Linked DNA regions of Homo sapiens: all the other regions are linked to region 2. A link is a loop called in an ENCODE intact Hi-C map of the cell type or tissue named here. Cell type or tissue: ovary. All regions are shown on one strand.

Region 1 (8,000 bases), 90 kb after region 2:
GCACCGGCAGAACAGTTTGTATGCCGTTCCAAATACGTGACTTTAATTATGCTGTTGGATATTTGCACTGTGGCAGCCACTTATAAAGGCTGGTCAGATACAACTGAGGCTCCATTCCAAGGGCAGTGGACACTGGCTTTGCAGTGACCAGGCCAGACCTGGTGCTGCTGCCTGGGAATGGGGGCTTCTTAGACACAGAAGGAGACTAGAGGCTGTGCTGGATGCTGGTGCTGGGGGAAAATCCCTGTGGGACGTGGCATTCATGGGAGGACAAAAGGAGGGCCGGAAAAAATCCCAGGGTGCAGGCGGCTGGAGTCACGCATTGCCTTTGTTCTCTAGCAGTGGGGTGCAGGGTCCGCTGGTGGCAGTTAGAGACGGAGCAAAGTAAATGCACTTGAAAGAGCTTTGGGAGGTGGAACTGTGAGGAGTCAGAGAACAAGATGGGATGAGACATGAGCTCTGATGTGCCTGTGTGGAGTGGACACCGCCAGGGCCCCCACGCTGGCTCTGTAGGTGGCACCCAGGCCAGACCCTGCACCCACGCTGCCAGGGCTGAGACCTTGGAGACTTGGATTTAGAGCTGATTACTCCAAGTCCGCCTAACAGGGTGAGGCAGAAGCTGTGCAGATTCGCATCTATGGAAGATGCACGGACGGAGAGCCCTTGGAAGCGGGCCGGGCCCAGGCCGTGTGCGTGCGGTGACAGCTGCTTGGCATCACACACCAAGGCGGATGTGGGAGGGCTGCCTATGATCATGAAAAACCTGAAATATGAAAATGTGAAGAATAGGAGAGAACAGCAGTTTGCCACAGCAGGGCCCTGGCCAGCACTCCGCACGGTGCTCTGATGACTTGAGAAATTTTGTGGAAGCTGGGAGAAAGAAAGAGCTTACAAAGCAGTTTGTATGACAGTATCTTGTTTTTGTAAGGGACAGTGGGATGATTGATGATAGGTTTTCTTTTTCCTTTTCCATGTTTTCTGATTAATCAGCATCAAACATTGCTATTTTTGATTGTAGTAAAATATGCATGCATAACATAAACTTTACCCCCATGTTTACCTTTTTTTTTTTTTTTTGAGATGGAGTCTCACCTCACTCTGTCGCTGGGGTTGGAGTGCAGTGGTGCGATCTCAGCTCACTGCAACCTCCGCCTCCTGGGTTCAAGTGATTCTCCTGCCTCAGCCTCCTGAGTAGCTGGGATTACAGGCACCTGTCACTATGCCCAGCTAATTTTTTGTATTTTTAGTAGAGATGGCGTTTCACCATATTGTCCAGGCTGGTCTCGAACTCCTGACCTCGTGATTCGCCCGCCTCGGCCTCCTGAAGTGCCAGGATTATAGGCTGGAGCCACCGCGTCCTCCCCCATCTTCACCATTTTAAGTGTACAGCTCAGTGGCGTTAAGTACATTTCACCTTATTCTGCAACCACCACCACTGTCCAGCTAGAGCGTTTCATCTTTCCAAGCCGAAACTCTGTATCCACTAAACACCAACTCCCCAGCCCAGCACGCAGCCCCTGTCACCACTGTTCTCCTTTCTGTCTCTGAGTTTGACCACTTTAGGTAATTTATATGAGTGGAATCATGCGGCGTTTTTTCTTTTGTGACTGGCGTATTTCACTTAGCCTAAGGTCGTTAAGGTTCAACCATGTTGTAACTTGTCAGAATTTCCTTTCTTTTAAGGCTAACATTCCACTGACCACATAAATACTGTTATTTTTATACAAAGAAAGAAGTCTGCAAGCACTGGCTTGGAACAAGCTGCGCATCTGGCGTTTTTCCATGGGTTCAACAAGCTGCGTTATCTGGTGTTTTTCCGTGGGTTCAACAAGCTGCGCATCTGGCGTTTTTCCGTGGGTTCGACATCAGTGGTCCCTGCTGTGGATCACAGCTGACGCACGAGCAGTTCTCCCCCGAGCCTGTCTGTGGCGCCCCTCCCCACCTTCCTCCACCATGGGGTCATCTTGGCCTCTCCTGGGCAGAGGCCGGGGAGGAAGGCGAGTCCCTGTGGGTGCTGCGCGGGGTCAGGGGCTGTTGCCATGTGGGATCTGTGGCTTCCCAGGGTGCTCGGTCCGACCTGTCTTCTTGTTGACCCGCGTGGGGCCCGGGCATGACTGGACACGCCCCCAGGCCTCTCCTGGCACTATCTGGGTTCAGGCCGCAGAAAGGGCAGACTGCGGGACTCTGGGCTGGAGTCGCAGGACACGGGCAGCCCCTATGGGGCCGAAGCACGTCCTCAGGCAGCCTGGCCCCTCCGAGCGGCATCACCCTGAGGTGCCTGCGTGGACACCAAGGGCAGGCCCCCCATGCTGGCTCTGCAGGCAGCGCTGGGGCTGGACCCTGCACCCACCCGGCCGGGGCTGCCCTGCACTGCTCCTTTCTGAGGTGTGTGGAACAGGAAGCTGTGATGTGGAGGGAAGTGGACGAGAGTTTCTGCTACATGTAGATTTCTAGTGAGGAACATGCAGCAGTGACCGGCTGCGGTCGGGGGCGTTCCCTTACGTGTCGGGGAGGTCCAGGTGGCTGGCGGTGCGGCCGGTGCCTCTGTTCTCCCTCATTTCCAGTCAGTTCCTGAGAAAATGGGTGGCGTCTCCAGCCGCCATTGGGGATTGGCCTGCAATTGTTTCCATGTATCTGTGGAACCGGCCCAACACCCCGCGTGGATGCCTGAGCCTGGAGACTGTACTGAACCCTGCGTAGTCTATGTTTTTCCGTACTTGCATACCAGTGACGAACTTTAATTGGTAAATTAGGCACGGTAAGAGATTACAATAATAATAGAACAGTTGTAACAATATACTGTCATAAAAGTTATGTGAACGTGGTCTCTCTCTCTCTCTCTTGCCCTTTGGTGCCCGCCGTGAGATGGCGGTGAGATGGGCGGCGCAGGCATTGCAATGCAGCCTTAGGCCGCTGCTGACCTTGACCAGCCTGGCCATACCGCTGCAGTCCCATGCTGGCGACCCAGCCGGCTACTGTGTGGCTCACAGGCGGGTCGCACATACAGCTTGGACACGCTGGACAAGGGGATGGTTTGTGTCCTGGGTGGGAGGAGCAGGACGGTCTGAGAGTTTATCATCCTACTCAGAACAGCGCACAGTTTAAAACTTACGGAGTGTTTGTGAATGGAGTTTTCCGTTTAATATTTTTGGAGTGCAGTTGACCTCTGGTCATTGAAATCGTGGAAAGTGAAACTGAGATTCGGGGGTGGCTATGGCATTTCTTCTTCCAGCTCTGTCAGCTTTTGCCTAGTGTAACGTGAAGGAAGCTTTTTGGCCGGGTGCATTCACATTGAGGGTTGTTCTGGCTCCTTGGGGAGCTGACCCCTTCCTTCTCTCTCTCTGATGAGTTCCTTGCTCGGAGGCTGGCTGGGTCTGGTGCTGACAAAGCCACCCCAGCTTCCTTTTGGCCAGCGCTTGCCTGGTTCACCTTTTTCCCCTTTTGCTTTCGACTTACCTACCTGTATCAGTATATTTGAAGTAAGTTTCTTGTAGATGGCATATGGTTGGGTTAGGATTTTATTTATCTGTTCTGACAACCTCTTCTAATTGGTGTTTTTAGATTATTATGATAGTGTAATTATCAATGTGTTTCGATTCAGGTCTACCATTTTATTATCTGACTTCTGTTAGATCACTATCTTTATCATTGCTCTATTTCCTTTTAGGTTTTTAAAAACATAGTATTCTGTTTTAATTTATTCTAAATTATATGTTATCTATTTTGCTTTGGATAGCTTTTTTAAAAAGTATGTTAATTTTTCTTTTTTTAAAAGAGGCAGGATTTCACTGTGTTGCCCAGACAGGCCTTGAACTCCTGGACTCAAGTGATCCTCCCTTCTCAGCCTCCCAAGTAGCTGGGACTGCAGCGCCTGGCTGTACAGCTTTCTTCGGTGGTTGCTCTAAGGATTTCGAAGTCCATGCTTATTAACATTTCATATTCTGCTGAGGATCTGAAAAGTCTGCTTTTTACTACTTCTAGTGGGACATAGAAATCTTACCCCATCCAGGTTTCCCCTCCCCCTTTTAGATTACAGTTGTCTTGTTTATATGATTTATACAATTATATACCTAGAAATATTTTATAATTTACTTGTTATGTATTTGTGTAATTTACATTTATGTACACTGAAAGGCCCATTAGACAGTACTTTGATTTTTGCTTTTAACCGCCAAGCACTTTGGAAGAGCTGTGGGGTCGTTGTGTGTCCTGCGCCCTCGCCGCTTAGCCTGCCTACTGCCTCTGCTTTGTGGTTCGTAGCCCATGCCTCCTTCCACCTCCCTTCCTGTCAGCCTGTACCGCTGGCCAGCATGCTCTTTGTTTTCCTCCTCTGCCCACGTCCTGGCTTCACCTTCCTTCCTGGAAGACACGTTCCCATCTTGAGGGAGGATCCCAAGTTGGCACCTCCCCGCTTTAGGCTTAGGCGCATTGTGCCCGCCTTCCGGCCCGCCTGGTCCCCGCTTTAGGCTTAGGCACATTGTGCCCGCCCTCCGGCCTGCCTGGTCCCCGGGGGGAATCCGCGGCCCTCCCACTGTTGCTCTGTGCTCTGCTGAGCGTCATTTCTCCTGCTGTTTTCAAGATCTGTTTTCCTTTATCTTTAGTGTTCAGCAGTTTGACCGTGATGTGTCTGGGTGTGGATTTCTTGTTTGTCTTGTTTGGGATCCATAGAGCTTCTTGAATCTGTAGACAAAAGACTTTCTCCAAATTTAGGGTGTTTTCTGTCATTTTTTTCAGCTGTTTTTCATCACTGCTTGGTTTCCCCTTTTCCTTTTGCACTCTCATGGCACAGATGTTAGACCTTCTCTCTTGTCCTGAAGATCCCCAAAATTTTTTCAATCTTTTTTTCTCTCTGGTATTCAGATTAGAAAACTTAACATTGCTCTATCTTCAAGTTCACTGAATCTTTCCTGAGGTTTTTTTTTTTTTTTACATTTCAGTAGTGTGTCTTTTAGTTTTGAAATTTCCATTTGGTTCTTCTTTATATCTTGTTTTGTTTGCCTTTTGCTGATTTCCATTTTTTCATTCAGTTTGGGAGTGTTACAATCGTTAGAGCATTTCATAGCACAGTAGTTGCTTTAAAGTCGGGTGGATAATTGCAGCACCTGTGTTATTTTGGCATCTGTTGATTCTCTTTTCCTGTAGGAGCCCATACGTTCCTCGTTCTTTGTGTGCTGAGTAATCTGGGCTGTAAGTGGATGGTTGGATGTTATGATATGAGATCTGGGTCTTGTTAAAATCCTAGGAGGATGTTGATATTTTTATTTTAGAAAGCAAACACCCTGAGGAGACTTGGGCTGTGGTTCTGACTTGCCTTCAGTGGGTGGCAGCTCCATGTCAATTCTGGCTTCACAGCCTCCTGCACTGCCACTTGGACCTGCCCCCTGTGTGCCGCTGGTGGCTGTCTGGCTGTGGTCTCAGGGTTTGGGGTGTGAAGAGGATCAGATCCACACCCCTGCAGCTTGAGGATGGGCTTGAAGCTCATGAGCAATTTTGTCGGCTGGCTCTTCTGAGCTGCTTCCTCTCCACACTGCCACTGGGGCTTCCTGGGTCCCTGGAGAGCTTCCCTTCTCCACCCTCAGCCAGTGCAGTGGGACTGACTACCCGTTCCACTGTGCACCTCCATGCCTGCGCCAGTGCTGGAGGAGGGATTTGGGGCTCCTTCTGTTCAGTGTCTCCTCCAGGCCACCTGCTGCTCTTTCCTTCATAGAATGTGGCTCAGCTGCCCCTGGTCCCATCCCAGGGCAGAGCTCCTCCTGAGTACCCTTGAGACTGGAGCAGATTCAGCAGAAGGCAGATTGCCCCCTCTCCCTGGAGCTGGCTCTGAAGGTGTGTTTAGACGATGTCTGCCTTCATTTCTGCACCTCTGCTCCAGCTGCGGTGTGGCACTTTCTGTCCCCTGCGGCAGCCCCATACTCCTTGCAATCTCAGCCTGTCTGTGCAGCTAGACAGCTGGTGTTGGGCGGCAGGGCGCTCGTCTTTTCCATGTCAGGCCCTAGTGTGTTTGGAGGCACCACCTGGGAGGTGGCTGCATTTAGGGAGGCTCTGCTGGGCAGATGTGGCATTGGAGAGGTGCTGCCCCTCCAGCACTTTGAGGGGGTCGTCAGACCCTCGAGAGAGTCCTCAGCACCAGCAACTCAGGACGGCGGCCCCCATGGTGGGAAGGATGGCAGGAACCATGTGCCCCATACTGTGACCCTCCTGGAGGCCAGGAGAGCCTGTTCTCAGCGAGTGTGGAAGGATAAGCTGCACAGGGCCTCCCAGCCTGCTGGCCCACGTGCCCTGAGAGAGACACGCAACTCCCAAGGACTGATCATGCCCCTGTCAGCCATGTCCGGTGCCCTCGGGAGAGCGGGAAGGGGTTAGAGGCCTGGGTACCCAACCTCGAAGCTTGTTGGGTGTCCCCTCCTTCTCCTCACAGAACAGGGGTCCTTATGTGTTGTTCCAGCCCAGGATGGCGGCCCAGGTGACTCTGGAGGACGCGCTGTCCAACGTGGACCTCCTGGAGGAGCTGCCCCTGCCCGACCAGCAGCCCTGCATCGAGCCCCCGCCATCCTCGCTGCTCTACCAGGTGGGTGCCCAGCAGCTGCAGGGCGTACAGCCTGTGCTCCGACCCCACATGATGTTTTTCTCTTCCTTTCCTTCAGCCAAATTTCAACACTAACTTTGAAGACAGAAATGCATTTGTTACTGGCATCGCAAGATACATTGAACAAGCCACCGTCCACTCTAGCATGGTAATGTTGCGGTGTGTCTTTGTTTCTCTCTGCAGAGAAGGGCGTGTTTGAAGGACAGATGTATACTTTTTGGTATTATCCCAATAGACTATGCAGTGAGGAAAAAGAGAAGAAAATGAATGAAATGCCTTATATTTTTAAGACAGTCTTTGCTTTTCTTAGTGTAAAAACAATACATGCTGGTTCTGAAAATTCAATGTCTCTGGCCCAGAGAAAACCTTTGTCAGCGTTTCAAGGGTGCACCTGCCCTGTTAATGCTCATTCCCTCTCCAGATCTGCACCCACACACACCAGGTATGTGCCCATATGAGATTTAGATTTATAAATGAATTGCATTGTTATTATAGTTCTGCTTTTTTTTTGAGACAGAGTCTTGCTCTGCCACCCAGGCTGGAGTACAGTGGCGCGATCTTGGTTCACTGCAACCTCCGCCTCCCAGGTTCAAGCAGTTCTTGTGCCTCAGCCTCCCGAGTAGCTGGGACTACTGGCGCCCACCACTACGCCCAGCTAATTTGTGCATTTTTAGTAGAGACAGGGTTTCACCATGTTGGTCGGGCTGGTCTCGAATTCCTGACCTCAAGTGATCTGCCCACCTTAGCCTCCCAAAGTGCTGGGATTACAGGCATGAGCCACCACACCTAGCTAGTTCTGCATTTTAATGGTCTCATCAACAGGTTTTCTTTCTTTCTTTTTTTTTTTTGAGATGGTCTCACTCAGGTTGCCCAGGCTAGAGTGCAGTGGTGTGATTAGGGCTCACTGCAGCCTCAACCTCCCGGGTTCAAGCAATCCTCCCACCTCTGCCTCCTGAGTAGCTGGGACTACAGGCACACACCACCATGCCCATCTACTTTTTTGTGTTTTTTGTAGAGGCGAGGTCTCACCATGTTGCCCAGGTTGGTCTTGAATTCCTGGACTCAAGGAATCCGCCTGCCCAGCCTCCCAAAGTACTGGGATTACAGCCTGAGCCACTGCACCTGGACAAGAATATTTTCATGCCATGAAAATGTGCTAGAGAAAGCAATCCTTAATGGCTACGTAAACCATTTTGTAAATGTCCACAATTCAACTATTTTTGCGCATTGACTTCCTCTTTTATGTCGTGTAATAAAAAAATGCTGTAGGCTGGGCGCAGTGGCCCACGCCTGTAATCCCAGCATTTTGGGAGGCCAAAGTGGGCGGATCACCTAGGGTCAGGAGTTCGAGACCAGCCTGGCCAACATGGTGAAACCCTGTCTCTACAAAAAAAAAAAAATACAAAAATTAACC
Region 2 (8,000 bases):
GGCCAGGTGAGGTTATGATGTCCCCCCAGCACCTCTGGCCAGGTTGGGTTATGAAATCCCCCCAGCACCTCTGGCCAGGTGACATTTATGAAGTCACCCCCAGCACCTCTGGCCAGGTGGGGTTATGAAGTTCCCCCCGCCCCCCAGCACCTCTGGCAGGTGGGGTTATGATGTCCCCCCAGCATCTCTGGCCAGGTGGGATTATGATACCCCCCAGCACCTCTGGCCAGGTGAAGTTATGATGTCCCCCCAGCACCTCTGGCCAGGTGGGGTTATGAAGTCCCCCAGGACCTCTGGCCAGGTGGGGTTATGAAGTCCCCCCCAGCACCTCTGGCCAGGTGGGGTTATGAAATCCCCTCCAGCACCTCTGGCCAGGTGACATTTATGAAGTCACCCCTAGCACCTCTGTCCGGGTAGGGTTATGAAATTCCCCCTGCCCCCAGCACCTCCGGCCAGCTGGGGTTATGATGGCCCCACAGCACCTCTGGCCAGGTGGGGTTATGATGTCCCCCCAGCATCTCTGGCCAGGTGGGATTATGATACCCCCCAGCACCTCTGGCCAGGTGAGGTTATGATGTCCCCCAGCACCTCTGGCCAGGTGGGGTTATGAAGTCCTCCCGGCACCTCTGGCCAGGTGTGGTTATGAAGTCCCCCGCAGCACCTCTGGCCAGGTGGGGTTATGAAATCCCCCCCAGCACCTCTGGCCAGGTGACAGTTATGAAGTCACCCCCAGCACCTCTGGCCAGGTGGGGTTATGAAGTTCCCCCCGCCCCCCAGCACCTCCGGCCAAGTGGGGTTATGATGGCCCCAGAGCACCTCTGGCCAGGTGGGATTATGATGTCCCCCAGCACCTCTGGCCAGGTGGGGTTATGATGTCCCCCCTGGCACCTCTGGCCAGGTGGGGTTATGATGTCCCCCAGCACCTCTGGCCAGGTGGGGTTATGAAGTCCCACCGGCACCTCTGGCCAAGTGTGGTTATGACGTCCCCCCCAGCACCTCTGGCCAGGTGGGGATATAATACCCACCCCCAGCACCTCTGGCCAGGTGAGGTTATGATGTCCCCCCGGCACCTCTGGCCAGGTGTGGTTATGATGTCCCCCCGGTACCTCTGGCCAGGTGTGGTTATGAAGTCCCCCCGGCACCTCTGGCCAGGTGGGGTTATGAAGTCCCACCGGCACCTCTGGCCAGGTGTGGTTATGATGCCCCCCCGGCACCTCTGGCCAGGTGTGGTTATGAAGTCCTCCCGGCACCTCTGGCCAGGTGGGGTTATGAAGTCCCCCCGGCACCTCTGGCCAGGTGGGGTTATGAAATCCCCCCCAGCACCTCTCGCCAGGTGACATTTTGAAGTCACCCCCAGCACCTCTGGCCAGGTGGGGTTAAGAAGTTCCCCCCGCCGCCCAGCACCTCTGGCCAGGTGGGGTTATGATGGCCCACCAGGACCTCCTGCCAGCTGGGGTTATGATGGCCCCACAGCACCTCTGTCGAGGTAGGATTATGATACCCCCCAGCACCTCTGGCCAGGTGGGGTTATAATACCCCCCCACAGCACCTCTGGCCAGGTGAGGTTATGATGTCCCCCCAGCACCTCTGGCCAGGTGTGGTTATGAAGTCCTCCTGGCACCTCTGGCCAGGTGTGGTTATGAAGTCCCCCCAGCACCTCTGGCCAGGTGGGGTTATGAAATCTCCCCCAGCACCTATGGCCAGCTGTGGTTATGAAATCCCCCCCAGCACCTCTGGCCAGGTGACATTTATGAAGTCACCACCAGCACCTCTGGCCAGGTGGGGTTATGAAGTTCCCCCCGCCCCCCAGCACCTCCGGCCAGGTGGGGTTATGATGTCCCCCCAGCATCTCTGGCCAGGTGGGATTATGATATCCCCCTAGCACCTCTGGCCAGGTGAGGTTAAGATGTCCCCCCAGCACCTCTGGCCAGGTTGGGTTATGAAATCCCCCCAGCACCTCTGGCCAGGTGACATTTATGAAGTCACCCCCAGCACCTCTGGCCGGGTGGGGTTATGAAGTTCCCCCCGCTCCCCAGCACCTCCGGCCAGCTGGGGTTATGATGGCCCCACAGCACCTCTGGCCAAGTGGGGTTATGATGTCCCCCCAGCATCTCTGGCCAGGTGGGATTATGATACCCCCCAGCACCTCTGGCCAGGTGAGGTTATGATGTCCCCCCAGCACCTCTGGCCAGGTGGGGTTATGAAATCCCCCCCAGCACCTCTGGCCAGGTGACATTTATGAAGTCACCCCCAGCACCTCTGGCCAGGTGGGGTTAAGAAGTTCCCCCCGCCCCCCAGCACCTCCGGCCAGCTGGGGTTATGATGGCCCCACAACACCTCTGGCCAGGTGGGGTTATGATGTCCCCCCAGCATCTCTGGCCAGGTCAGATTATGATACCCCCCAGCACCTCTGGCCAGGTGAGGTTATGATGTCCCCCCAGCACCCCTGGTCAGGTGGGGTTATGAAATCCCCCCCAGCACCTCTGGCCAGGTGACATTTATGAAGTCACCCCCAGCACCTCTGGCCAGGTGGGGTTACGAAGTTCCCCCCGCCCCCCAGCACCTCCGGCCAGGTGGGGTTATGATGGCCCCACAGCACCTCTGGCCAGGTGGGGTTATGATGGCCCCCCAGCATCTCTGGCCAGGTGGGATTATGATACCCCCTAGCACCTCTGGCCAGGTGAGGTTATGATGTCCCCCCAGCACCTCTGGCCAGGTGGGGTTATGAAGTTCCCCCCGCCCCCCGGCACCTCCGGCCAGCTGGGGTTATGATGTCCCCCCAGAATCTCTGGCCAGGTGGGATTATGATATCCCCCTAGCACCTCTGGCCAGGTGAGGTTAAGATGTCCCCCCAGCACCTCTGGCCAGGTTGGGTTATGATGGCCCCACAGCACCTCTGGCCAGGTGGGATTATGATACCCCCTAGCACCTCTGAGCAGGTGAGGTTATGATGTCCCCCCAGCACCTCTGTCCAGGTGTGGTTATGAAGTCCTCCCGGCACCTCTGGCTAGGTGTGGTTATGAAGTCCCCCCAGCACCTCTGGCTAGGTGGGGTTATGAAATCTCCCCCACCACCTCTGGCCAGGTGACATTTATGAAGTTCCCCCCCTCAGCACCTCTGGCCAGGTGGGGTCATGAAGTCCCCCAAGCCGCCCCTGAGGAACAGGCGAGGCAAGGGCCAGCAGGCACTACTAGCGGGTCGGGACAGCTGCTTCGCTGATGCTGGTTGTGTAGCATGGATGTGTGTAGCGTGACTGTGTTGTGTGGATGGGGCACGGAAATCCGCAGAGACCATCACTGGAGGGAGAAGCTGCAGGGCCGGGAGGGTTCAGCAGGTAAGCAGTTCAGGGTTCCTGGAAAGGCGGGTCCCAATGCATTTGCTGACCGGGCACCTAACGGGCTGCTCTCAAAATCACTGACTGTCACCGAGGCCGGCCAGAGACCCTTATGTATCTGATTCACGATGACACCAGCTAACTCTGAGTACAGTAGAAAACGTACCGTCGGGCAACCAGAAAATGCGCACTCCAGTCCCCACCACGGGACAGCGCCAGGCAGTACCCTCCACAGCCGGAGCTCGAACTGTCGCGAGAATAGCGGTCGGCTTGGAAGTCGCCCGGCGCGGGAGCGCGAACTCTCGCGAGAATGCCGCCAGCTCCGGAGGCGACTGCGGCAGGAGCCCGAGCTCTCGCGCGACAGGCACCAATTCGTTAGACGCGCGCTGCAGGAGCGCGGAACATGGCGCGGCACGGGCCACCGTGGAGTCGGTTGGACGCGCAGCAGGAGCGCGACGTGCGGGAGCTCGTCCGGGGTGTCGCCGGCCTCCAGGACGAGGCAGACCCCAACTTCCAGCTCGCCCTAAACTTCGCCTGGTCCAACTTCAGGTGTGGGGCACGGCGCGCGGGCGGGTTCCCGGCCACAGCCCGGAGCCCGCGCGTGGGTCCCGCACAGCCCGGGGTCGGGGCGCGCTGGGGCAGGGCATGGGGCGGAGGCGGGCGCGGCCTCAGGGAGCCTTCGCAGGCCCTGCCACCGCCTGCTCCCCGCCGGCCAGCGCTCTCGGCGCGGTGCCCTGCGCACCACAGGGCGTGTTACCCGGGACGCGTCCTGATCGTCACGGGGAAAGCGTGAACTGGGTTTCTTGCCGGCCGGCGCGCGCGCCTGCAACCCCAGCGCTCTGGGAGGCCCAGGCGGGACTCCAGGCCAGCTTGGGCAACGTAGCAACTCCATGTTTATAATTTTTTTTTTTTTTAAATTAAAGAGATTGTATTCTCACTGACTCCTGCTCCCTGGTCAGCCCAGTGTAAGATCTCTCACCCTGCTCTCCTTTTTCCAAAACGCGTGTCATGACACTGATTTAACCTGTCATTACTGTCTCCTCCACTTCCACTCCAGCTAGAATGCTGCATCTCTGCACAGCTCCTGGCACGTAGCACGCTGAGTCACCTAATACAATTTCTAATGCAGTTTCTCTTGTAACTAATTTTTAAAGACTTACAGAATTTAGATATTTACGTAAAGTGAGATCTCCTATTTTTCTTTATGGGAGATGTAAATTAATACTTTTAGAGTCATTACCCATAATGAAATTATTACTAAAAAAATGTTAATGTTAATATTCTACCTGTTTAATTTCAGTAAAAATCTTCTTGAATAATGAACAGTTTTTCAAAATCCGTAATCTTAGTTACCTTAATGATCATAGCCATAAAGTGTCTAGTTGGCTTATAATAGGAATACGGGGCTTTCAGATTCTTTTAAACCATGCCAAGTTTCTGAAGTAATAAACTGAATTCTTAAGTGTAACTTATAAAAATAAACAATGTGTGAAATAGGTTATACAATACAGAAACTTAAATGCTGAAATCCAAGTTATTTTTCTACTAATATTTCTAAATGACAGTAGGCAGATTGTCATCATTTTAGAGCTGGGAGAGACGTTGGAGGTTACTATTTTCATTCACAGATTTCAGGAACTAAATTATAATAGGTAAAGTGGTGTTCCATTCACCCATTTACTGGCCTAGAATCATGTGTTTTTCAGTAGTGTAATTTTATTTAAGTACAGATTGCTCGCTTTGATACTAAAAAATGGAAAACATTTTTTGCATAGGCTATGCTATGTACATATACATTAGTTGCATAGGCTGTGCTGTAATTTTATGATGCTTTAAACCATCAGAAAAATGAATAGTTCATGTTTACATTCTTGAAAATTGTGGACTGGGCGCGGTGGCTCACGCCTGTAATCCCAGCACTTTAGGAGGCCGAGGTGGGTGGATCACGAGGTCAGGAGATCGAGACTATCCTGGCTAACACGGTGAAACCCGGTCTCTACTAAAAGTACAAAAAATTAGCCGGGCGTGGTGGCAGGCGCCTGTAGTCCCAGCTACTTGGGAGGCTGAGGCAGGAGAATGGCGCGAACCCAGGAGGCGGAGCTTGCACTGAGCAAGCTCACTTTTCTCTAACTGAAAAGTAGCATCTCCTTCTATTATGAATGAAGGCAGCAAACCATAGCAGTATTAGCCTACCTATGACTTTATCACCAGTAGAAATCGCATACTGTTTTCACATCAGAGTTGTAGATATTTGTAAATGTTGTTTACTGTTACTTTAATGGTAGTTAATTGGACCTACTGCTAAATCTTGTTATTTAATACTTTCATAAATAACATTTCTTGCCATATCTTAAACTTCTTTAAATATTTGACAACTGTATCTCAGTATAATGGGATTCCTTTGTATTTATTTTTTGGCTTTAAAAATGTTATTCAGAGAAGGGGTCCTTAGGCTTCACCGGGCCTCACTATGGCATAAAAAGGTTGGGACCACCTGATGTAGAATGTGTTCAGCTGGACTTAGGTACAGGGGCTTATGGGAAGACAGAGGAGCCAGAGGACAAGGTTGGGAGGGTCAGGAAGAACCTGTGTGCTGGAGAAAGGATGCTTGCACAGTCTCGGACACGGTGATTATTTGCCTGCCTGATGGTGGAGGTAACGGAGGACAAGGTACACTCCATTCTGGAAATGTGTAGCTGAGTACAGAGCATATGGGGGATATGGAGGGCCATGAGATGAGTTCACTTACCTGTGTGACAGAGTTGGCATAAGAATTGCATTTTGTCTTTAATAGATTTCATCGTTTCTTGGATGTCAACAGCCACAAAATAGAAAAAACAATCGAAGGGTAAGTCAGTGTGTATATATACGCATCCAGAAATATATGTATTTTCTTATAGATCTTTTTAAGATAGCTTTATAATCTTTTCTTATATTTTAGAATTTATGAAAAATTTGTCATTCATTCTGATCTAAGCAAAGCTGCTAGTTGGAAGAGATTAACGGAGGAATTTCTAAATGCACCACTTCCCAGTATAAAGGAAATAAAGGTATGCCTTCAATTATGAGATCTCCACTGTGTATTTTACTGTTTCCTATCTGATTATCGTCAATTTGTTTCAGTTACTGTTTAAACATTCTATTTTAGTATTATCTACTGGCTAACGGGATCTCTTGGAAATTTACTTAAATATTGCCATCAAACCAGATATGCCTCAGTTTGTGATGAAAGAAAGAGCTTGTTTTTAATCATTTTTTCACCTCAGTCCTACTAAGGAAAGAGAGATCAGAGATTGATACAAATAGTAGCATTGTTTGGGTATCTCAAAACTTTCAAATGGTTTCTCAGCACTTGGCAGTGACTGTCTGTAGATGCTTACTAGATGCCTGGTATACTTTCATATTGTTTGGGGGATTCCCCAAGACCACCTTTTGGCATAATGATTTGCTCAAAGGATTCACAGAACTTAAAAAAAAAAAGCTGTTATCCTCACTGTTAATAGTTTATTACAGTGAAAGGATACAGATTAAAATCACCAAAGGGAAAAGGTGCTTAGAGCAAAGTCTAGGAGAAGCTAGGCACGCATGTCCAAATGTTCCTTCCTAGTGGAGTCACCTGGGGATGCAGTTAATTCTCTCAGTAACAGTATATGACAACATGTGCAAAGTATTACCCTCCACTCCCCCCAGGGCCACTCGGCTGAGCCTTGGTGACCAGCATTTTTATTGGGGGTGGGTCACATAAGCAAGCAGAGCCCACATGGCTGACCTTAGCTGCTGAGTCTGTAGCCCCCTAGAGGTCAAACCAAGGATGGCAAGCGTATGGAAACAGCTGTGGGTTCCCTGAACACGGTGGGACCACATTCCCTAGCTCTGCTGTGACACATCTTGTGCCTACATAGTTCTTTCCCTTTCTCCTGCCTGAGGAAGCTCACGTTTTAATATTAAACTCAGGCACTGTCTCCACACATGCTATGTATTTCAATTCTTTATAGTTCCTTTCTTGTCTCCCCCTTTAAAAGGCACATTTTACAGGCATAGGGCTCTGTGTCTGATTTGTTCCCGGACACCTAGAGCACAGTGGACAGTGCATGTTTGTTGAGGGAATCAGTAAGGCTGTGCAGTCTTGTCTGCTTCACTATCCCCTCTGTGTCCACAGCCCCCACCCACTTACACAAGGTGGGATTGGTTATCCTTTTCTCTTGCTGTGTGGCATCTTGGATGTGTTTGTTATGGCAGAGGTCCCCAACCCCCACATGGTGGACGAGTACCAATATGTGCCTGCTAGGAACAGGGCTCCATGGCAGGAGGTGCAGTGGGGTGAGTGAGGATGACTGCCTGAGCTCCACCTCCTGTCAGATCAGCGGTGGCATTAGATTCTCATAGGAGAGCAAACCCCATTGTGAACTGCACATTTGAGGGATCTAGGTTGCATGCTCCTTATGACAATCTAATGCCTAATGATCTGAGGTGGAACAGTTTCATCCTTGAAACCAACCCCCACCCAACAGTCCATGGAAAAATTGTCTTCCACAAAACCAGTCCCTGGTGCCAAAACGGTTGGGGATTGCTGTGTGGTGTAGCAATAACTTCACACTTTTTTTCTTTTTTTTTTTTAAGACTGAGTGTCACTTTGTCACCCAGGCTTGGAGTGCAGTGGTGCAGT
Region 3 (8,000 bases), 75 kb after region 2:
TAGAGGTGATGTATTAGTCAGGGTTCTCCAGAGAAACAGAAGCAGCAGGATACGTGTGGATGTGCGTCTAGAGAGATTTATTTTAAGGATCTGACTCACAATTGTAGAGGCTGGCAAGTCCAGCGTTTGCAAGGCAGGCCCATAGGCTAAAGACCCGGGGAAAAGCTGATGTTGAAGGCAGCCTGAAGGCAAGATTCCCTCTTTCTTAGGAGAGGTCAGTCTTTTTTCTTTCAAGGCCTGCACTGGTTGGATGAGGCCCACCCAAATTATGGAGGGTAATTTGTTTCATTCAGAGTCTACTGGTATAGATGTTAATCTCATCTAAAAAGTACTTTCATAGCAATGTTTAGATTGGAGTTGGACCAAAAACTGGGTACCATGGCCTGGCCAAGTTGACACATAAAAGCAACCATCACAGGGATTGATTTTTATTTTGTATTTAAATAATTTGCGTTTTATTTTTATTTATTTATTTATTTTTTGAGATGGAGTCTCGCTGTGTCGCCCAAGCTGGAGTGCAGTGGCGCTATCTTGGCTCACTGCAACCTCCACCTCCCTGGTTCAAGCGATTCTCCTGCCTCAGCCTCTTGAGTAGCTGGGATTACAGGCGTGTGCCACCACGCCTGGCTAATTTTTGTGTTTTTAGTAGAGACGGGGTTTCACCATATTGGTCAGGCTGTTCTCAAACTCCTGACCTCAAGTGATCTGCCTGTGTCAGCCTCCCAGAGTGCTGACTTCTTTTCTTTTTGAGATGGGGTCTCACTGTGTAGCCCAGGCTGGTCATGAACTCCTGGGCTCAAGTGATCCTCCCACCTCAACCTCCCAAAGTGCTGGGATTACAGGAGCCACCATGCCCGGCCTTCTTGTATTTCAGTCACACATTTCAGGCTGACCTCACTGGTCACATGGAATTGACTGTGACCTGTGATGGGCACCTGAGAAGCCTCTGGAGCTCTTGGTTGCCCTGATTCTATCCCAGGCCCAGGTGGAGGGCAGATGTGCTGTGTTGTAGCTGCGGGCTGTGGTGGGGTGCTATGTTGTAGCTGCGGGCTGTGGTGGGGCCGGGCCCTGGAAGTGTGTGTGAAGACACAGGCCGGCACATGTCTTCCCACACACTGTGAGCAGGAAAGGTTCAGGTGCCCCGAGTTCTTCCTCTTCACATATGTCGGCCGCACTCCTGTAGACTTAGCCAAGACTACATGGTGGAAAGTGCGATTGGAACTCTGTGCTTCAGGAACTTTGTGATTTCATTTAGTGAGATCTGGGAGCGTGCTCTGAAGTCACCTGTCCTGAGCCCCTCAGCCAGCAGGGCTTAGTCGGGCCCCGTCCAGGCCATTGTCACTTTTGAGGAAGACTCTCCAAGATTTATAAACAGGTGGTGGGTGACCTGCCCATTGTAGTCCATAACCTGTTGCTGCCAGCAGCTCCTGGGAAGGGGCGATAGGAGAGCACTGCCTCCTTGTCCCGTGTCCCAACCGATGCTAGAGCCAGTGCTTCAGGTATTCAGGTACCTCAGGTTGCTTGGAAAAGTTTAAATAAATTATGCTTACTTATTAAGTATTCTCTTTTCATCTTTTATCAGCTTTTTTTATTGGCTCCCCTGCAGAAAAAAAAAAAGGCAGAGGTGATTTTGGGAACTGCGGCGTCCCCTCGGCATCTCTGAACATGCGCCACCGTCTGTGTGTTCATCAACGTAAAGCTGTCTGTTCTGGCTGTTGCTGTCTCATACAGTGTGTGCACCAGATGCTAGCGAGTCTTACACAGATGCTGTCGAGATGTAGGAGGCAGCGTTGCTGTGTCTGCTGCTCATCGTGGGGTCTTTCCACATGCTGCCAAGCGGGTTCCCTTTCTCCACAAACTTGGAGCGAGGGTCTCGGTGGGCTGTCATGGGTGCAGACTCTTAGTTGAGAAATCTTCAGGATGGCATTGCCTTTCTGCAGCCTGTTGTTGGCCACAACTCAGGTCCTTCTTCATCCCCGGCAGGAACAAACCCCTCCTAAGCTTTTGTGTATTTATCTGCTAAGGCTGCCAAAACACAGTACCAGCGACTGGGTGGCCTCACCACAGACATAGTATTTGCTCACAGTTCTGGAGGCTGGACATCCAAGATCACAGTGTGGGCAGGTTGGTTCCCTCTGTGGCCTGTCTCCTTGGCTTGCAGATGGCCGTCCTCTCCCTGCGTCCTTGCGTGGTCTTCTCTCTGTGTGCATCTGTGTCCTAATCTTGTCTTTTTTTTTTTTTTTTGAGACGGAGTTTTGCTTTTGTTGCCCAGGCTGGAGTGCAGTGGCGTGATCTGGGCCCACCGCAACCTCTGCCTCCCGGGTTCGAGCGATTCTCCTGCCTCAGCCTTCTGAGTAGCTGGGATTTCAGTGTGTAGCTGGGATTACAGGCCCACGCCACCACGCCTGGCTAATTTTGTATTTTTTTTTTTAGTAGAGACGGGGTTTCTCCATGTTGGTCAGGCTGGTCTCGAACTCCTGACCTCAGGTGATCCACCCGCCTCGGCCTCCCAAAGTGTTGGGATTACAGGTGTGATCCACTGCACCCGACCTAATCTCCTTGTCTTATAAGGACCCAGTCCTATTGGATGAGGGCCCACCCTGATGGATTCATTTTAACTTAATTATCTCTGTAAAGAACGGAAGCATTCTGAGGTCCTGGGGGTTAAGGCTTCAACACACGAATTTTGAGAGCACACAGTTCAGCCCATAACAGTTTGTTTTGTTAAAACGTGGGCTCTTCATTATCGCCTTTGATCCCCTGGGCCAAGCCCTTGTTGATGGGGCGCCCCTGAACTCTCAGAGCCATGGACTCCTGCTGCTCTGGGGACACCAGGGCAGCGGGAAGGGGCTGGGGCCTGGTGTGTCCGCTACTAGGGAAGCCTAATTCGTTATCCCTGTTAGATAAAAATACAGGTGCTCTAGTATTTGCTTCTGTCATTCCAAGGAATCACAGTCATGCATCACTTACCAACAGGGATATGTTCTGAGAAATGCATTGTTAGGCACTTTTGTCATTGTGTGGGCATCATAAAGGGCACTTACACACACCCAGATGGTACTGCCTGCTGCACGCCTAGGCTCCACGCTAGAGCCTGTTGCTCCCAGGCCACACGCCTGTGCAGTGTGTTACTGCAGTGAACACTGTGGTTAAGAGTATTTGTGTATCCAAGTTTACGTAAACATAGAAATGGTACAGTGACACCATCTCAGCTCACCACAACCTCTGCCTTCCAGGTTCAAGCAATTCTCCTGCCTCAGCCTCCCAAGTAGCTGGGATTACAGGCGTACGCCACCACACCTGGCTAATTTTTGTATTTTTAGTAGAGACGAGGTTTCACCACGTTGGCTGGGCTGGTCTCGAACTCCTGACCTCAGGTGATCCGCCTGCCTTGGCCTCTCAAAGTGTTGGGACTATAGGCGTGAGCCACCACACCCAGACAGTAATTTAGGATGTTTTTAAGTAATTTTAAGTTTAGAGTATTTTTACGTAAAATCTAGCACTTTTTGGTTACCTGTATGTTGATATGTTTATTAATATATGTGTACACACACACACACACACACACACACACACACACAATGGAATACTATTCAGCCTTTAAAAAGAAGGAAATCCTGTCATTTGTGACAAGGATAAACCTGGAAGACATTACGCTTAGTAAAATAAGCCAGGCCCAGAAAGACAGATACTGCATGACCTGATTTCTATGTGGAATCTAGAAAATTTGAGCTCATAGAAGCAGAGAGTAGAATGAGGGTCGCTGCAAATAACCCATCTGGGCAGGCAGACGGGGCTGGGGTTGGCATCCATCTCCTGCCGTTTCTCGGCTCTGTGAATTTGGACAAATCACTTTCTCTGGCCCTCAATTTCGCCGTCTCTAAAGAAGGGGTTGAATGAGCTCAGACAGCCCAAGGCTTCACGAAGTGCAAGCGGCTGAGATGTGCTGGTGTTGAAGGTGATTGAGGACAGGGTGGGGTCCCTTTTTCCCAGAGGGAACATGGAGCCCTGTGTCTCAGGTGCCCGTGGCATCTTCGCCGGCTGCACTTGGTTCCCGACTCCCCGGGGAGCTGCCGGGCAGGGGAAACTGCCCTGCTGGCCTGGGGCACCGTGGCCGAGGTCAGCCAAAGGCCAAGACCTGCCTTCTTGCTGGGGCTGGAGGCTGCTTCCTGCCTTCCAGGCTGCGGAGTCTGCTGGCAGGGCTGCCGGGTGTGTGTGTGTGTGTGTGTGTGTGTGTGTGTGTGTGTGTGTGTGTGTGTGTGTGAGTGATGAGGTTGCGGAGTCTGCTGGTGGGGCCGCCAGTTGTGTGTGTGTGTGTGTGTGTGTGTGTGTGTGTGTGTGTGGTGAGGAGGAGTGGACTCACTCTGCATGGGGGTGGGGTAGGGTTCACATATTTTAAGCTCATCATCTGGCTGGGAAAGTAGCTGCTCTTGCTCCAGAAAGGGAAAAAAAAAAAAAAAGTATGTGAAGTGATACATATGCGTAATAGCTCGATTTAACCATTCCACAAGGTACACATATATGTAAACCTCTGATTGTATGCAGTAAATATATACAATTTTTATTTGTCAACAATACCTTAATTTATATAAAAACATGTGAATCCATAGTTTCTGTCTCATAATAAATTAGTTTGGCCCATCCACAAAAAACAAAACCCAGCTCTTTTGCAATGATCTGAAGCATTCTGATTATAACACTGATGTTTATTCCCGGGGCTGACTGGGCCTGGAAGGTCCTTTCTACAAGCCGTCCTCATGAAGGCATGGTGTCCAGGCATCTCTCACAACTGGGGGTTAAAAGCTTTCTGCCCAGGAGTGCGTGACTCTGGGCAAAACCTTCCTCTAGGCAGACGCGGGCATGTTGTGGCCGTGCTCTGGCTGGTGAGATGGGTTCAGCCTGCGATACGTGCCAGCGTCCAGCCTGCCCGGGGCCATAGGAGTGAGGGGCGACCAAAACACACTTCCGCTTGAAGAGTCGGGGCAAGTCTGTTTGAGACATTTCCCATTCCTTTCCCTTATGTTCACAAAAAGTTTTCAGGGGGATATTTCATTCTTTCTTATGTTATGTTATGTTATGTTATGTTATGTTATGTTATGTTATGTTATGTTATGTTATGTTATTTTTGAAACAGAGTTTTGCTCTTGTTGCCCAGGCTGGAGTGCAATGGCACAGTCTTGGCTCACTGCAACCTCCACCTCCTGGATTGAAGCGATTCTCCTGCCTCAGCCTCTTGAGTAGCTGGGACTACAGGCATCTGCCACCACGCCCATCTAATTCTGTATTTTTAGTAGGGACGGGGTTTCTCCATATTGGTCAGGCTGACCTCAGGTGATCGCCCGCCTCTGCCTCCCAAAGTGCTGAGATTACAGGTGTGAGCCACCGCGTCTGGCCTTTCTTACTCATTTTAAATAACTTCAAACTTATACAAAACATTGCAAAAATAAAAATAGGACAAAGAACACAATTCAAACACTTCTCTCTCCACTTGAGGCCCTTTACCTCTAGACACATCAGTGTCTATTTCCTAAGAATGAGGATGTTCTCTTGTGTGCCACAGGACACTTGTCCACTACTGGCCCTGTTTAGAAAATGCTTGCCGAGCCCTGTGCTGGAGCATGTGTTGCCCAGGTATTCATGTGTAAGAATGTTCCTCAGAGGTCATGACAGCCAAGTGTCTGCAAATGGCATTGGTTCTGAGCAGCAGGAGACAGGACATGTAGCCTGGTTTGTTGGTTGGGTGGAATAGCACGCACACGTCAACATGGTGCTTCAGGAGCACCGCCTGGCAGCGTGCATGCGTCTCGTAATAGCAGTGGGCACAGTATGAATAGGTCAGGTGACTATATATAGATGATATCCCTTTTATAACAACTCAACTGAAAGGTGCTTTTTAAGAATATAGATGAGCTATGGCCGGGCGTGGTGGCTCACGTCTGTAATCTCAGCACTTTGGGAGGCCGAGGCTGGTGGATCACCTGAGGTCGGGAGTTCGAGACCAGCTTGACCAACATGGAGAAATCCTGTCTCTACTAAAAAAAAATAACAAAATTTAGCCGGGCATGGTGGCGCACACCTGTAATCCCAGCTACTCGGGAGGCTTAGGCACGAGAATAGCTTGAACCAGGGAGGCGGAGGTGGTGGTGAGCTGAGATTGTACCATTGTATTCCAGCGTGGGCAACAAGAGCAAAACTCCGTCTCAAGAAAAAAAAAAAGAAAAAAAAGAAGAATATAGATGAGATACAGTTTATGCAGAAGAAAGCAGGGGATCGATGCCTGGGGGTGCAGAGCAGGGGCTCACTGTGGATCACAAGCAGGACTCTGCCTTTCGGTGTGGGCAGTGAGTTCGCACGTCTTTGACATCATTAAACATTACTAATTATGGTGAGAGCAGGTCAGAGTCCAAGAATTATTATGTATCTGAGTCCCAGTTTTAAAAATCCTACTACCAATCAGTTTGCTGAAATTTTTATTGATCTCAAGATTACTTTTAAATGAATTATCTGAGATTACCTATAGTAGTGCTGCCTTGACACTGTTTCTCACCTGAGCAGCTGTTTGGCTTCCCATAGTGGCCACAGCAATTTGCAGAAACTGGGGCTATGATTAGAAACTGCTTCCTTCCCTGGGCCTGGGCTGGCAGACTTCTTCCTCCTTGGTAAATTTAGAAGTGAAACAGGAAATTCCAAAGGGAAAAGCTAATATGATAAAAAGTTAAAACTTAGTTTCAAAGAAAATAGTAAGTGAAATGAAAAAGAAAGTAGCTTGACCTGGAAAAAGTTTTGTAGCAATTCTCACAAAGCTTTAATATCTTTAACGTTGTTAGTATAGTAAGTCCATCTGTCAGTTGCTGAGGAAAATACCAAGATTCCAAGGATTTTAAAAAAACAAACAGGCAAACAACCCAAGCTGGCAAGTTACAAATGAAGAAAAACAGGCAGGGGGAAGTGGCTCGTTCCTGTAATTTCAGCATCTTTGGGAGGCTGAGGCTGGAGGATCTCTTGAGCTTAGGAGTTCAAGACCAGCCTGTGCAACAAGGCAAGACTCTGTCTCTACAAAAAATCAAAAAAATTAGCCAGACGTGGTGGTGCACACCTGTAGTCCCAGCTACCTGGGGGGCTGAGGTGGGAGGATCACTTGAGCCTGAGAAGTTGAGGCTGCAGTAAGCTGTTATCACACCACTGCACTTCAGCCTGGTTGACAGTGAGACCCTGTCTCAAAAAAGAAGAAAAACAAACTGGTTAATGCATAGAAATATGTTTCATCTCAGTGATAATACAAGAAATGAAAATTAAGGCCAGGCACAGTGGCTCATGCCTGCAATCTCAGCGCTTTGGAAGGCCAAAGCCGGCGGATCACTTGAGGTCAGGAGTTCGAGACCAGCCTGGCCAACATGGTGAAACCCCGTCTCTACTAAAAATACAAACATTAGCCCGGCATGGTGGCGAGCCCCTGTAATCCCAGCTTCTCGGGAGGCTGAGGCAGGAGAATCACTTGAAGACAGGAGGCGGAGGTTGCAGTGAGTCGAGATCATGCCACTTGCACTCCAGCCTGGGTGACAGTGAGACTCCATCTTAAAAATAAATAAAATATAAATAAATAAATAAATAAATAAATGAAATACAAATTAAAAGAACATTCAGATTAAATTATAAAAACAGAAGTGACCCCTGGATTCTGTTGGGAAGCGCCATGCTACTGTCCGGCTCCACCTTGTTCGTGGGCCCCCGTAGGAGGGCACCTGGCCCAAAGCCACCTGCAGCTTTAGAGACATTGTGTGACCTAAGAAACCTCCTGGGATGTGCTGCTAGGAAAGTCATCTGCAAACACACTCCAGGCTTTTCCGCCCAGATGTGGTATTGTCAGGCTTGTCTCATGCCTAAGCAGGAGGAGGGCGGGCCGCCCTGAAGCAGGCTGCGGTTCATGCATGGGCCAGTGGTGTTTCCTTCACATGTTCTGGATGTGCAGGTGTTGCTGTAATGGTGGAAAAGATTTATAT

What was found. Peaks named below come from ENCODE experiments on the same cell type or tissue, not always from the same donor. Only the 100,000 strongest peaks of a DNase experiment are listed, where the experiment ranks them.
Region 1: it touches region 2 in a loop (2.4-fold over the local background); 7 of 110 quality-filtered maps call a loop at or near these places.
Region 3: it touches region 2 in a loop (3-fold over the local background); 11 of 110 quality-filtered maps call a loop at or near these places.

What each region holds. Positions count from the first base shown.
Region 1 is chr15:22,945,737-22,953,736 of GRCh38, reverse strand. CYFIP1 (cytoplasmic FMR1 interacting protein 1) reads left to right here. Exons shown (of 31, transcript NM_014608.6): 2 at 6,446-6,568; 3 at 6,645-6,734. The coding sequence starts at 6,452. Among named protein-coding and RNA genes, the nearest start is that of CYFIP1, 31 kb to the left of the region's middle. RefSeq lists an enhancer at 5,925-6,609. In ovary, no CTCF peak of the experiment used is centred here; a DNase peak (open chromatin) is centred at 4,303; H3K4me3 peaks cover 659 bases; H3K27ac peaks cover 2,820 bases.
Region 2 is chr15:23,035,281-23,043,280 of GRCh38, reverse strand. TUBGCP5 (tubulin gamma complex component 5) reads left to right here and starts at 3,712. Exons shown (of 23, transcript NM_052903.6): 1 at 3,712-3,883; 2 at 6,129-6,182; 3 at 6,276-6,384. The coding sequence starts at 3,738. In ovary, a CTCF peak has its summit at 3,544; DNase peaks (open chromatin) are centred at 3,640 and 4,112; H3K4me3 peaks cover 1,455 bases; H3K27ac peaks cover 383 bases.
Region 3 is chr15:22,960,618-22,968,617 of GRCh38, reverse strand. All of the region lies in intron 1 of CYFIP1 (cytoplasmic FMR1 interacting protein 1), which reads left to right. Among named protein-coding and RNA genes, the nearest start is that of CYFIP1, 16 kb to the left of the region's middle. RefSeq lists an enhancer at 1,081-1,580 and a silencer at 1,432-1,598. In ovary, no CTCF peak of the experiment used is centred here; a DNase peak (open chromatin) is centred at 4,257; H3K27ac peaks cover 1,264 bases.